2 separate regions of the Homo sapiens genome follow, and region 1 is linked to region 2. The links are chromatin contacts, found by Hi-C or POLR2A ChIA-PET in ENCODE. All regions are on one chromosome and are shown on one strand. The core of a region is the stretch at or near the end of the contact, and the rest is flanking DNA. Distances in the headings are between cores, read along the strand shown.

The links. Hi-C counts contacts between places; a loop is a spot of excess contacts on that map. ChIA-PET counts read pairs that join two places held with the same protein, here RNA polymerase II (POLR2A). Pooled maps may share reads with other maps.
Region 1: a loop to region 2 is called in a pooled map, with 2.0 times the contacts of the local background. The contact joins two enhancer-like sites. A Hi-C loop is called at or near these places in 7 of 168 maps with a recorded cell type or tissue (CD4-positive, alpha-beta T cell, CD4-positive, alpha-beta memory T cell, CD8-positive, alpha-beta T cell and 3 more), 1 of 37 single-sample maps with no recorded cell type and 9 of 50 pooled maps. POLR2A ChIA-PET finds 5 or more read pairs at or near these places in 2 of 52 experiments (GM12878 and MCF 10A).

The regions. Positions count from the first base shown.
Region 1 is chr18:23,926,438-23,929,453 of GRCh38, reverse strand. It overlaps LAMA3 (laminin subunit alpha 3), which reads right to left. Exons shown (of 75, transcript NM_198129.4): 63 at 1,214-1,331; 64 at 689-829. Among named protein-coding and RNA genes, the nearest start is that of LINC02958, 55 kb to the left of the region's middle. Within about 2 kb of position 1,618, at least 2 of the 41 ENCODE cell types and tissues checked have a DNase peak (open chromatin) inside an H3K27ac peak, as active enhancers do.
Region 2 is chr18:23,883,154-23,885,868 of GRCh38, reverse strand. It overlaps LAMA3 (laminin subunit alpha 3), which reads right to left. Exons shown (of 75, transcript NM_198129.4): 41 at 1,016-1,096. Among named protein-coding and RNA genes, the nearest start is that of LINC02958, 98 kb to the left of the region's middle. Within about 2 kb of position 1,353, at least 14 of the 41 ENCODE cell types and tissues checked have a DNase peak (open chromatin) inside an H3K27ac peak, as active enhancers do.

The sequences.
Region 1 (3,016 bases), core at 369-2,868, 43 kb before region 2:
CTGTGCTCTGCAATCCTAAAGAAACAAATTCAGAAATAATCATACTCTACTTCTATTTAAAAATTCCACTCATTCCACAAATATTCATTTCTAAATATTAGGTGACTTCTGTATCTACATAACCACACTAGCTAAATCTGCTTAAGTTACAGATGGTATCTCCTTGTGGAAGAGAATTTATGTGGCTCTGTTGTACATGAGGAAAGAGAAAAGGATCTTATTTTCTCCAATTCCCCAGGTATAAATATTGTCCAACTAGCTGCTGCTGCTGCTGCTGCAAAAAGGCAATCTGGAGAGAGCTACCTTTAATGCAATCAAAAAGAAATCATAGGGACACACTCTGATTTTCTTTCTGAGCTCTGAAACTTTAAGCTACATTATTAACTACAGTAGTTATAATCCACCTTAACTCTTATTATAAAATATACCTGAAAAGAATAAAAATGAGTCCGCGAGTACACACAAATGCAACTCTGTAAATTATAATGTTACTTTCTAAACTTGATTTCTTTGAGGACCTACCCCAGAGTGGGGAATAACGTTTATGGTTGAACTATACAATAGCATTTACTGTGTGATGATAGAAAAAATGTACAACTCCACCACTTTCTAAATCTCTCTGTTGTTTTTAACATCAAACTTTGAGTCAGGTTTAAATCTTGTTTGATATTAATGCACTACTGCATACCCATGTCTGATGATCTAATAATATGCCACTGGGTTGAAAGGTCTGAAATCCAAATGAGGCCTGGAGGTGGTCAGTAGGTGGTAAGCCCAAATCAGTGAAACTCAATTGTCCTCCTCTGGAGAATGAGGCAGATCGCACAAGCTGAAATGCAAACATGGAATAAATTACTGGCATTGTAATCATTTCTTGGCTGAAATACAGTACCTTACCCTATCTCACTTTACTCAAACTGATTAATGTGATTTATGTAACCTCAGAAAGAAAGAGAGCTTACTTTTCTGCATAATAAGTCAGCAATCATCTGTAAGTTTTTGTGTATATAGTTGGTCTTCCTACTTTCCTACAAAGTTAATGTGCAAACCTGAAAAGGTTCAGCATCTTGCAAGCACATGGGGAGTGTATATGAGCCAGTTCACTGTAACACTGTGTGCTATCAGAAAGAAGTCAAAAGTTGCTGCGTTAATGGATACGGAAGGTGGGTTGGCTGGGAAGCACTCCTTCACGAGGTTCTGAACTTTCACTTACCTTCCAGTCTTCCGAGCACTTTTTGGTTACTCCCACAGTATCATTCAATCTAACGACACCACTGGTTTTCTTCAAATTTTTCATGCAGCCTCGGAAAGCAGGCGTAGAAATGTTAAATCTGATTACGAACACAGATAAAAGGAAGAGATGGATCATGTCAGGCTCACGTGAAATCAGAGCTGAAACGCTGTGCTCTTTAGTACTTTTCACCCATAAATGAGTAGGTGTTTTATGTTTATCCTTTCCCATGGGATTCCCATAATGCTACTTATTTTATGATGCTGGGAGAACTGACTTCCTTTCTGTGTAAGTTTACATTCCCAGCTTTAAAAATGCAGACAACAATGTTAACAGAAGAATGGCCAGTGGCCGCAAAAGGTAAAGAGACAGAGAACATGCACAATATCTAGAACTGCCCGTCCCTCCCCGCTGGAGTCACGGCATTGCAGGTGGATAGGACATGTATTAATAAGTTAATAGATGATATATGATATACATATATATTAATAAAGTAATAAATCATTTGTAGGAACCAGGAGTGCTCTAGAAAACCTTTTGCTCTTTTTTTTCTGTTCACTGTTAAGTTAGCCACTGTAAAGTCAGAAGAAACAAAGTGTTACTTTTTGGTTCTATTCAATTATGAAAAACGTAGCTTGATTTAACCAATGCCAAGCTGAAACAATGGAACACATTGTCTGGGTTCATATGCTGCTGTATCTACCACCTCCTACCTGTGGGCAAAGGGTTATTGCCAGGATTTAAAAAATTAACGGGCCGGGTGGGGTGGCTCATGCCTGTAATCCCAGCACTTTGGGAGGCCAAGTCAGGTGGATCACTTGAGGTCAGGTGTTCGAGATCAGGCTGGTCAACATTGTGAAAACTTAACTCTACTAAAAATACAAAAATTAGCTGGACGTGGTGGCAGGCACCTGTAGTCCCAGCTACCCGGGAGCTGAGGTTGGAGAATCATCTGAACCCGGGAGGCGGAGGTTGCAGTGAGCTGAGATCGTGCCACTGTACTCCAGCCTGGCAACAAAGCGAGACTCTGCCTCAAAAAACAAAAACAAAACCAAAAAAACAAGTTAACGTACAGCAAGAGCTTGCAGCAGTGCATGGCACCTGGACGTGAATGCTCAGCAGGTGTTTCTGAGAGGCAAAATTGTGCTGCTCTGGACCAGCCAAATTGCCTGGGTTCAAGTTCTGTCCCTTCTGATTGAACAGGCAACTTTTCTCCGTGCCTGTTTCCTCATTTAGACAATGGGAATATGTGAATCTGTTTCATAGGGCTGTCATAGTCTAAGAAAGTTAATATGTGTAACACACTCAAACAGTGTTTTGTACAGAGTAAGGACTCAATGTGAGATCGTCAAGTTAGTAACTACTCCCATATTACTGCTCTTATATAATGAGAGCAATTTCTAAAGCAGCTCTTTCTACATGGCCCCAGGGCATTTCCCCTTCGATTTGACTTCTGGATCTGTCTGGAGCTGAATGCACATAAAGCATTCACACACATGAACTAACTGAAGTCCAGGCAAATATTTGTGTTTCTTAAACAAATGATGTACTAAGAAAACCCAAAGCTGATTTCATTCTAAATCCCTAATGCAGCTTACTTTTCTAAATGGAAAGGTGTCTGCATTCATTTTAATCCAATTCATTAGAAACAGTTGAGCTACCTGTAATAGACCTAAAATTAAATTTCATTAAAAGGAAAAGAAAGAAACAAATCCTCACTGGCATTACAGTATAAGCCTAATTATTTTATAAAGATGGCCTTTTGCCTCAGAAGAGGAGGAGGGT
Region 2 (2,715 bases), core at 104-2,603:
CTGTAGACAAAATGATTATGAATAGGATTGTATGTGAAAGCGTTTGAGTGCACAGGGCTAGGTTGTAGGGGGGCCCTCACTGGTTCTCTGCTCGTTTGTTTTTCATCATTTTATAATAAATATGTATTGATTTTATGAGAAAGTTATTTTAAATTTTAAAATATGTAAACCATATGATTCATTTTTCATACTGTTACTTTCCCAAATATGTGTGTGCTTTCTTCTCAGCTAGGTTATAAGTATCTTTTATATCTTTCTCAGTACTTGGCAGTGTCCTATGCATAGTGGCTAATCATGAAAATTGTCCATGAATAACTAAAGCTTGGTTCTGCAGCCCTTTGTCATTAATTTTACAGTTTCCATTCCACAACATTTATTATTTTGTTTCACAAACATTACCGAACACCTATTATGTGAACAGTACCATTCTTGGAACCAGGGATTCCGAAATAAACAAGACATAGATTGTCCTGAAAGTGTTCAAAATATAGTGTGGGGATAGAGGGGTGTGTGTGGGGTGGGGGTGGGGGTGGGGGGGTGGGGGGGCTATCTAGGCTAGGGCTGTGGATATGTGTGTGTACGGAAGAGTGTAGACAGTTGTACATGTGTACAGGTAAGTAGGGATACGTTGAGGGCAGGTGTATGTGGAGATATGTGGAAGGGACATGTCGAAATAGGGGGTATGCAGAGATCATTGTGGAGGAGGGGTAGGTAGGGAGGTGTCGGGGGTTGAGGTACACAGGGGTGCGTGTTGGGGGGATGTAGGTAGAGCTACTTGTGGGTGAGTGTATGCGTTGTGCCTCATTCTCAGTTTTCTGAAACGTACAAAGCAGGAAAGAGAATGATATTAATGATTTATTAGGTGAGCAGTCTTGTATTTTTCCCAAGAGACCTTTTTCCAGGCCTCAGTCAAACTCCCAGCCCCACCCCTAGCTCTGTGCCAGCACCTGGCAGCCCCACCCACAGCCCTCCCCGCCCCCTCTGCAGGCTGAGGCGGGAGGGGCGCCCACCTTACCTTTCACACTGTGTTCCTGTGTACCCAGCTTTGCAGGAGCACCGCACGTCTCCCCCATTCACCACACAGCCAGTGGCAAAGCTTGAAAGAAGACAGAAAAAGGCCCCATCAAAAACACAGATCGATAGGATTTATGCTTATTTTTTACCACAAAGGACTGGCTTGTATTAAGTGAGCACTGAAACCCAGGGTCTGGTTACTTTGTGTGAAGAAAATTTTGCCCATCAAGACTTGGAGAGATAATGATGAATGATCTCAGCCGACACAGGGCAATTTTGGTGAACAAGGACTGAAGGCATTTATTTTATTTGTTCCTTGGGGAAGAGCATTTTTTCCCCTTAAGACAGAGCAGAGTAACTCACTTTGGAAGAGATGATTACAACAGCATTTTTCCAGGAATAACAAGGAAGGAGTAAAACAAGTCTAGGCAGAAAAAAGAACAGAGAGTTCTGATTCTTTAAAAAAAAACGTTCTCCTTGTTGATTCTAGTTCTTTTCTATCAGGCACATTGCCTTCTGGGAAGAAAAGTTGGTGGGGAGGCCAGGCCCTGGAGCCCCCTAAAGATGCACAGAGACCACTCGCCTGCCTCGGCATTTCTGTGGGCACAATCATTGCTGATTCTCACTTTTTTTTCAAACCAAGTTGTGGAATTTTGATCCCTTTTCTTTTAGCTCTAAAGTGGTGATATTTTACACTTGATTTTAGCCAAAAGGCTGAGAAGCAATAAGTGATGATATTTTAGAAGCAGCTTTAAACACACACACACACACACACACACACACACACACACACACACACACACACACCAAAGAGACCATGAAAAAGCCCTGTTGTCTGCCACTGGACATGACACTGATGACATCTGAGGGAATATCACTCCATTTGCTGGTAAGAGAATGCCTGTTTAGGAAGCCTCTCAAAAGACAGTTAGACATTGGTCAGCACTATTAATATTGCAGGAAGGAGAAATAGATACAAATAGAGTTTTACTGATAAATTCAAAGACCTACGTGTTACTTCAACTTATGGAAGCTGGAAGCTGACCTTGATGCTACTACGCTTTGCAAATGAAAATGAAAAACTTTTTCCAAGCACCCCAGTGGAAATCTCGCTGCTTTCTACTTTTGCCAGCTTCTCTTCAAACAAGTCTGGGCAAGCTCATGTGATTGATCCCTTGACAAATAAAGCTGCAGGATGGGGCGGGCTTCACGAGCATCAAAGACATAGACAGCAAAGCAGGGTGAGCATTCCAAATAGGTCTCTCCAGAGAAGCCACACTTGGCACATGACTTCTGGTGATGTTAGGACTTGGCCCATGTGTCTGTTAAGGGCTGATATAGGCCTGCCTTTGTGATCCACACTTGTTTCTGAGTCTATGTACTAGTGAGATGTTCTCAGTATCTTCTTGATTTTCAGAACAACTCTTGCTTCACTTAGTTTGTTACATCATTCTTTGCTTGGGCCCACAGTGAACCCTTTGTGATGAGTAAGGATATGACAAAGTGCCACACTTAAGGAGAGAGGGGGTTACCTTGAAAACACAGTGGTGGATTCCTACCTATGTAGTCTATTGGTCACTCTGGAGGCTGAATGAGAGCTCAGATCACTCAGTGGCTCAGAACTGCCCCAAAATTTCCATCGCACTGAGGATAAGATCCAGATGCTTGACCACAGCCTGCAGGGTTCTGCAGGATCTGGGT